Linked DNA regions of Homo sapiens: region 1 is linked to region 2. A link is an interaction called in ENCODE POLR2A ChIA-PET data of the cell type or tissue named here. Cell type or tissue: PC-9. All regions are shown on one strand. Each heading gives the region's core, and the rest is flanking DNA. Links, peaks and the distances in the headings are about the cores only.

Region 1 (4,389 bases), core at 390-4,389, 51 kb before region 2:
ACCATGTTGGCCAGGCTGGTCTCGATCTCCTGACCTTGTGATCCGCCTGCCTCGGGCTACCAAAGTGCTGGGATTACAGGCGTGAGCCACCACGGCCAGTCGCAAACTTATCTTCATTTAAATGAAACTCATATCCCATCAGCACGTAAACTGTTTTAAGGATGGGAAAATAGGATTCTAAATCGCAAAGGATGAGCAAACTGGTGCTACTGCCACCCGAGGTTGGTGAGCACTACTTCAGCCCACAGCTGTCTCTTTTTAGGCCTAAGAAAAAGTATTAGGAACTAAGTAATTTAAGAAGGACTTTTAATGACTGAAGCCCAACAGATTTAAGTTCTTTTGTCTCCAGGTTAAACTACCCATCCTCTTACCTTTAATTTTCTGCTTGTATTCTTCTGGTCGGTGGAGGTACATGGCTGCAGCGTCACCATTGAGAGGATCTATGGGGTTAGGATAGGCCAATAACTGAGGCAGGAAGGACTCAAATATATTGGTAAGATCTGAAAAACCAAACAAACATGTCACACATGGGAAATGCAAGTTCACCTAAAATTCACTTGCATTCAGTAGTCAAGCTGCTTACCTTCTTAGATATTCACACGGGGATGATTCTCCATACGAGTGTGCTCTATTACATGTGACTTGTATTACACATTCATTTCAATACCAATTTAAACATTTTAATTTTAATTTGAAGAACGAGATAAAGATATACCTGACATTCACTTTGAAGGACAATTTTCCCAATTCTATTTCACTCTATTTATATGGCTATTTCACACAGCCATTTTCTACAGCTTACAAAACCCCCCACTCTGAAAGGTATTCAGATGCTGGGTCTTAAAAGAATTGAAGACAGTTTTTGTGGGGTTTTTTTGTTTGTTTTTTTTTTTGAGACAGAGTCTTGCTCTATTGCCCAGGCTGGAGTGCAGTGGTGCAATCCTGACTCACTGAAACCTCTGCCTCCATGTTCAAGCGATTCTCCTGCCTCAGCCTCCCAAGTAGCTGGCACTACAGGCACCTGCCACCATGCCTGGCTAATTTTTGTATTTTTAGTAGAGACGGGGTTTCACCATGTTGGTCAGGATGGTCTCAAACTCCTAACCTCAAGTGACCTGCCAGCCTTGGCCTTCCAAAGTGCTGGGATTACAGGTGTGAACCACTGCGCTCAGCCTTGAACACAATTTTATAGGACTTGACATTTAATTCAATTCTTGCAACTTCTAATGGAGGTAAATATAACCAATTTTTCAATTATTCTGGGTAATGAGGATAGGAATCTATATGGACCACATAAGACTACAAATATTCATAAGACAGATAAGCACCAATCTACTGCATTTATTTATTTAAAAAAGTTTTTTTTTTGAGAGAGGATCTCACTCTGTTGCCCAAGTTGGAGTGCATAGGTGTGATCATACCTCACTGCAACTTCAAACTCTTGGGCTCAAGCCAACCTCCCAGCCTCAGTCTTCCAAGTAAATTGGACTATAGGCATGTGCCACCATACCCAGCTAATTTTTTTTTTTTTAAATAGAGACAGGGTCTCCTTATGCTGCCCAGGCTGGTCTTGAACTCCTGGACTCAAGAGATCCTTCCATCTTGGCCTCCCCAAGTGCTGGGATTATAGACGTGACATTTATTAACTCCTTTCTTGCCAGGCATACACAGATGATATCTACACACAGTTAGCAAACAACAAACACCTGCAGTTACCCAGCGTTTTAGAAAAGCAGGCCCTGAGAACCTGGGTATAACACAACCCACACACCCCATAGCTCAGATATGCTGTAACTTCCACACTCTGCTCCTCAGTGAACTGCAGCACCCCTGAGAAATGGAAGGACATGAGAATGCTTCCATGTCTCTGCCCCACTCCAGCTGCTTTGTCATGTTTTATATAAAACATTCCTGTTTCTGGAGACAATGCTGAAGTATACTAAGTAGCATAAAAAACTACTCATTAATTTAGTCAGCTCTTTCAACCAATTTTGCTTTTAACAATGGGCGCTCCTTTGCAGTATTACAGATGAATGCTTTGCCAAGCCACATTGCTTGAGATTTGTGGTTCTCAGCCAAGGGTGATTTTGCTCCCCATGGAATTTGGCAATGTCTAGAGACATTTTTGGTTGTCATATCTAAGCGGTGCTACTGGCATCCGGTGGGTGAAGGCCAGGGAAGCTGCTAAACACCACAATGCACAGGACAGCCCCACAACAAAGGATTATCTAGACCAAAATGTCAGCAGTGCTGAGGTTAAGAAACCCTGATCTAGATAAAAGCGGTAGGCAAACCTTTTTGTAAAGGGTCAAATACTTTTAGGCTTTGCAGGCCACATATGGTCTCTGTCATAACTACTCAAAACTCAGCTCTGCCACTGTAACACAAAAGCAGCCAAAGTATAGGTCAACAAATCGATGTGGCTGTATTCCTATAAAACTACATATACAAAAACAAGTACCCAAGGTCTGCCCAACTTTGCTCTAGAAAATCTTACCTATAAGAGGTGGCTCTTATCACTGTAAGGTTAAGAAGCTGAGCAGTTAGAGACTAATCTAGAGCTGTGTTACTCAACCGAACTTTCTGCAGTGATAAAAATGTTTTATATGTGCTCACCTAAACCAATAGCCACTAGCCATAAGTGGCTACTGAGCACTCAAAATATGGCCAGTGTGAATAAGGAAATTAATTTTCAGTTTATTTAATTCTAATTAAATTTAAATAACCACACATGGCTAGTAGATCCTGTATTGGACAGTGCAGGTCTAGAGAATGATGGGCTAGAGGGTCCCATGACAGCTACCACGTCCTGTTCTCACACACCAGGTATTGACACAGAGCAGCTCTGCCTTACAACAAAAGCCACAGACTTGGGGTGATTTCATCAGAGTCTATTTCACCTTCATAAGGCTGACTTCAGAACGGTCCTAAAGAGCCACTTTATAGTAAGGTTCTCATGTACCACGAAAGAAATCCTGACACTCCTAATCAAAAAAGCAAAACAAAAATCACCTTCCTATATAACCCCCAAACTATCTGCAGTAAGATTTTCACCAATGTTTTATCTACAATTTTTTTAAAAAGGGAAACAATTATTATGGTACAAAACCATTGAAAACTATTTGTTTTCAATGAAAAAAATGCTTATACTTGAATGCTGGGTAGAGAAAGGCCATAAAATGGTATGTTTTCTAGAATTACAACTATGTACAGTGTGTATGCATAAGACAAACATTTTAAAAAGCTACCTCAAGGCAATAGATGTGTAACTTCTACTTTTCACATTTCAAATGACATTTCTTTTGCCTTTAAAAATCAACATTTTTGGCTCACACCTGTAATCCCAGCACTTTGGTAGGCCAAGGTGGGTGGATCACATAAGGCCAGGAGTTCGAGACCAGCCTGGCCAACATGGCAAAACCCTGTCCCTACTAAAAAATACAAAAAATTAGCTGGGTGTGATGGCGCGTGCCTGTAGTCCCAGCTACTTGGGAGGCTGAGGCAGAATTGCTTGAACCTGGGGAGGTGGAGGTTGCAGTGAGCCAAGATTGCACCACAGTACTCCAGCCTGGGCAAGTGAGTGGAACCCTGTCTCAAATAAATAAATAAAATAAAAATAACATTTTCCTGTAAATATGTCCTTTCTATTTTGGCATATGTTTGAAATATCCAATAAAACATGAAAAGTCTGAAAATGTTTTTATTTTCTTATCTTTATCCTTGGGTGGGTGAGTTATTAAGGCAGTGGTAGAAAATGCCAAAAGGTAAGCAAATTCAGTTTTACAGGCCAGACGCAGTGGCTTACAACTGTAATCCCAACACTTTGGGAGGCTGAGATGGGCAGATCACCTGAGGTCAGGAGTTTGAGACCAGCTTGGCCAACACGGTGAAATCCCGTTTCTACTAAAAATACAAAAATTAGCTGGGTGTGGTGGCAGGTGCCTGTAATCCCAGCTACTTGGGAGGCTGAGGCAGGAGAATTGCTTGAACCCAGGAGGTGGAGTTTGCAGTGAGCCCAGACTGCGCCATTGCACCGCAGCCTGTGCAACAAGAGCAAAACTCTATCTCAAAAAAACAAAAATAAAAACAAAAAACAGTAGTTTTACAATTGAATGTGATCCCATAGCAGGGAAAAGTTAAACAATAGTTACATTAACAGTAATTTTTTTTTTTTTTTTTTTTTGAGACAGAGTCTTGCTGTCAACCAGGCTGGGGTGCAGTAGTGTGATCTCCACTCACTGCAAGCTCCGCCTCCTGGGTTCACGCCATTCTCCTGCCTCAGTCTCCCCAGCAGCTAGGACTACAGGCACACGCCGCCACATCCAGCTAATTTTTTTGTATTTTTAGCAGAGAAGGGGTTTCACCGTGTTAGCCAGGATGGTCTCGATC
Region 2 (4,399 bases), core at 141-4,140:
TTTTTGTATTTCACCATGTTGGCCAGGCTGGGATTGAACTCCTGACCTCAGGTGATCCGCCTACCTTGGCCTCCCAAAATACTACAGGCGTGAGCCACTGCGCCCAGCCAACGGTGATACTATTAATGGCAAAGTGAAACACAGGACAGCAGGAATCAGTTTTGTAATGAAAGACACTATTAGTAAGTTTACTTTTGAAAACACTAAATTTGAGGTTATCAGTGGATAAACCAAGTGGCAATATATTATAAACAGCTGGAAAACTCATGACTTAAAGAAGTCAACTTATAGGCTGGGCATGGTGGCTCACGCCTGTAATCCCAGCACTTTGGGAGGCCAAGGCGGGTGGATCACAAGGTCAGGAGTTTGAGACCAGCCTGGCCAAAATAGTGAAACCCCGTCTCTACTAAAAATACAAAACAAATTAGCTGGGCGTGGTGGCGGGCGCTTGTAATCCCAGCTACTTGGGAGGCTGAGGCAGGAGAATGGCTTGAACCCGGGAGGTGGAGGTTGCGGTGAGCCGAGATTGTGCCACTGCCCTCCAGCCTGGGTGACAGAGCAAGACTCTCTCAAAAAAAAAAATAGTCAACTTATAAATCAATTAAATCTGAGCCTCTTTTTTAATTTTTTATTTTTTTTTGAGACGGAGTTTCACTCTTGTTGCCCAGGCTGGAGTGCAATGGTGCCATCTTGGCTCACCGCAACCTCTGCCTCCCCAGTTCAAGAGAGTCTCCTGCCTCAACCTCCTATATAGCTGGGATTACAGGCATGCGCCACCGCACCTGGCTAAATCTGAGCCTGTTTCTTAATCTCTAAACAAAGGGGGAGGGGATGCAGGGAAGGGACATTACCTCACTCACAGAATTGTGGAAAATTAAATGAAATACTGTATATCCAAAGGTACCAGGCCCAGCAGCTGACACAACAGGAACTTAATTTTTTTAATGTAAAAATAAATAGGCCGGGCATGGTAGCTCACGCCTATAATCCCAGCACTTTGGGAGGCCAAGGTGGGCGGATCATGAGGTCAGGAGTTCAAGACCAGCCTGGCCAACATGGTGAAACCCCACCTCTAGTAAAAATGCAAACATTAGCTGGGCATGGTGGCACGTGCCTGTAATCCCAGCTACTTGGGAGGCTAACACAGTAGAACTGCTTGAACAGGGAGGCAGAGATTGCAGTGAGCCGAGATCATGCCATTGTACTCAGCCTGGGTTACAGAGCGAGATTGTCTCCAAAAACAAAAACAAAAAAAAAAAAAAAAACACACACACACTTTACCTAAATGAATTGCCACAAAACTAAAATTCAAAGTTTATAAATGTAGTGTGTGTGTGTGTTAGTTTTTTTCCTACATTCTTAAGCAGAATACTAAAAAAACATGCTACACCTTTTTTTTTTTTTTTTTGAGACGGAGTCTTGCTTTGTTGCCCAGACTGGAGTGTAGGGGTGTGATCTGGGCTCACTGCAAGCTCCGCCTCCCAGGTTCACGCCATCCTCCTGCCTCAGCCTCCCAAGCAGCTGGGACTACAGGCGCCCGCCACCAGGCCAAGCTAATTTTTTGTATTTTTGGTAGAGACGGGGTTTCACCGTAGCCAGGATGGTCTCAATCTCCTGATCTCGTGATCCGCCCGCCTCGGCCTCCCAAAATGCTGGGATTATAGGCATGAGCCACCGCACCCGGCCTCAACCTTTCTTTTTTTTTTGAGATGGAGTCTTGCTCCCATCGCACAGGCTGGTGTGCGGTAGCACAATCTTGGCTCACTGAAACCTCCACCTCCTGGGTTCAAGCGATTCTCCTTCCTCAGCCTCCTGAGTAGCTGGGATTACAGGTGCACACCACCACGCCCGGCTAATTTTTGTATTTTTAGTAGAGACAGGGTTTTGCCATATTGTCCAGGCTGGTCTCAAACTCTTGACCTCAGGTGATCCACCCACCTCGGCCTCCCAAAGTGCTGGGATTACAGGTATGACCCACCGCATCCAGCCAACTACACCCTTTCTTGATGCTGGGTCATCATTATGAATAATAGTTGCTATACTGTACTACAAAATACAAGGATACCCTTAGGAACAAATAAGGAATATACTTATTTTTTGCTGTAGAAAATTTCCCATACTGTTATGCTAAAGTCCTTGCATTGAGAGGTTCTTTTCCTAGTTTCTCTTTGTTCTTAACCTTTAGCTATGTTTGGGAGATGACACTGGGCTACTATCCTTTAAAATGTATCTATAGTAGGCTAGAAAAATCAGATAACTGAAGTTCATGAGATTACTTTATGTTTAAAAAAAAAAGGGTAAATATGTCCTAAGAAAGACACTCTCCAATCAATAAAATATGTAACTTTTAGCAGGTTTACAACTAAATTAGTTGGCTAAAGCTGTCAAACAGCTTCTGAATAAGGGAAGTATCACTTATTTAAAAATAGCCATTTCAAAATAAATATGTATTGCCCAGAAGCAAAAAAATATCTGGCAACTTACTATGGTACCCTGAATATTTAAAGACCCATTATCTTAGGAGTAAAGAGTAACATACAGTTTTAAAATTTTACAGAGTCAACTGGTACGAGTAAGGTTAAATGGCAAGCATGTTCATTACCACCTAGCAGACTAAATCAGTCTAGCCTTAGGAGAGGAAATTTTTCTTCTCTAGTGTTATGCTTCATTTAGAGTTTCTATGTCACAAGCCAAACATAGGCAAAAACCAAGTAAATGTTACTTAAATAGGAAAATCATCACTATAACTTGGCTTTTCCCTGAATGTATTATTCCTCCAGACTTCCAAATAATAGAGTAAAAAATTTTCAAAGAAAAATTAAGACTCATAGAAACATTTTAAGACAGGTTTATCAGAAAGATAAGAAATCTAAGTACCACACCCCCATCCCCAACAAAATATTTTTAAAAGCAGATTTACAAAGTCAGATAGTCAAAGTCAGAAATGATCCAACTGCAGAAACAGTTTCAGAGAGAGAAAAGTGAAGGGAAATAGGGAAAAATAATGATACCATCTTGAGAGCAAGGAAATATAGTCAAAACAAAAAATAAGATTTTGAGAGAAATTCCAACTTCAGTTACGCACTTTAAAATATTTAGAAGCTAGAAGGCTATCGATGAAATATCAATAGCTCCTTAATAAACAAACTTGACTGCTTTGCTGTTTTATGGCAATAGTGCATATTTGCTTACTTGCAACTGAAAATTACAAATTTACATAATGTACAAATGCATGTATATAAATTAGCAGTATATTAGCTAAATAGTATATTACTCTCTTAACTCCTAAAGGGTTAATCAAAAGCCTACTTTTGGGCCTGGCACAGTAGTTCACACCTGTACTCCCGGCACTTTGGGAGGCCGAGGCAGGTGGATCACCTGAGGTCAGGAGTTCAAGACTAGCCTGACATGGCAAAACCCTGTCTCTACTAAAAATACAAAAATGAGCAGGGCATGGAGGCACACACCTATAATCCCAGCTACTTGGGAGGCTGAGGCAGGAGAACTGCTTGAGCCTGGGAGGCAGAGGTTGTGGTGAGCTGAGATCGTGCCACTGCACTCCAGTCTGGCAACAGAGACTCTGTCTCAAAAAAATAAAATAATAAATGGGACCAGGTGCAGTGGCTCACGCCTGTAATTCCAACATTTTAGGAGGTGAAAGCAGGCAGATCTTTTGAGCTTAGAACTCTGATACCAGCTTGGGCAATATGGTGAAACACCATCTCTACAAAAAATAAAAAAATTAGCTGGGCATGGTGGCATGCGCCTGTAGTCCCAGCTACTCGGGAGGATCGCTTGAGCCCAGGAGGTCAAGGTTGCAGTGAACCATGTCACGCCACTGCACTCCAGCCTGAGCAACAGAACAAGACCTTGTCTCTAAATAAATAAATGATGTGCTTTTGTTTCATATCTAATCCCATCTTTTTTTTTTTTTTTTTTTTGAGACGGAGTTTTTGCTCTTGTTGCCCAAGCTGGAGTGCAATGGCATGATCTTGGCCCACTGCAACCTCCACCTCCCGGGTTCAAGTGATTCTCCTGCCTCAGCCTCCCGAGTAGCTGGGATTACAGGCACACACCACCATACCCGGCTAATTTTTTGTATTTTTAGTAGAGATGGGGTTTCACCATGTTGGCCAGGCTGGTCTCAAACTCCTGACCTCAGGTGATCCACTGGCCTCAGCCTCCCAAAGTGCTGGCATTACAGGCCTGAGCCACCGCGCCCGGCCCATACCCATCATTTTTTTTTTTTAACTTCTTTTCTCAAAGTACATCCTACTTCTATGGAAAGATTGACACTCACTGTCAAATAACCATCAGCTAGTCAAGCATTCAGTTTAAAATCTGCAAACTTGGACTGAACCGCAGAGAATAAAGTCCTGCAAGATTCTCAAGACATGAG

The links. ChIA-PET counts read pairs that join two places held together with the same protein. Peaks named below come from ENCODE experiments on the same cell type or tissue, not always from the same donor. Only the 100,000 strongest peaks of a DNase experiment are listed, where the experiment ranks them.
Region 1: POLR2A ChIA-PET joins it to region 2 with 7 read pairs; 5 of 35 experiments call an interaction of 5 or more read pairs at or near these places.

The regions. Positions count from the first base shown.
Region 1 is chr7:129,838,836-129,843,224 of GRCh38, forward strand. It overlaps UBE2H (ubiquitin conjugating enzyme E2 H), which reads right to left. Exons shown (of 7, transcript NM_003344.4): 6 at 372-500. Among named protein-coding and RNA genes, the nearest start is that of MIR183, 66 kb to the left of the region's middle. RefSeq lists enhancers at 1-662, 3,825-4,389. In PC-9, for the core only: no CTCF peak of the experiment used is centred there; no DNase peak of the experiment used is centred there.
Region 2 is chr7:129,890,563-129,894,961 of GRCh38, forward strand. The region is part of intron 1 of UBE2H (ubiquitin conjugating enzyme E2 H); the gene reads right to left. Among named protein-coding and RNA genes, the nearest start is that of UBE2H, 60 kb to the right of the region's middle. In PC-9, for the core only: no CTCF peak of the experiment used is centred there; no DNase peak of the experiment used is centred there; H3K27ac peaks cover 933 bases.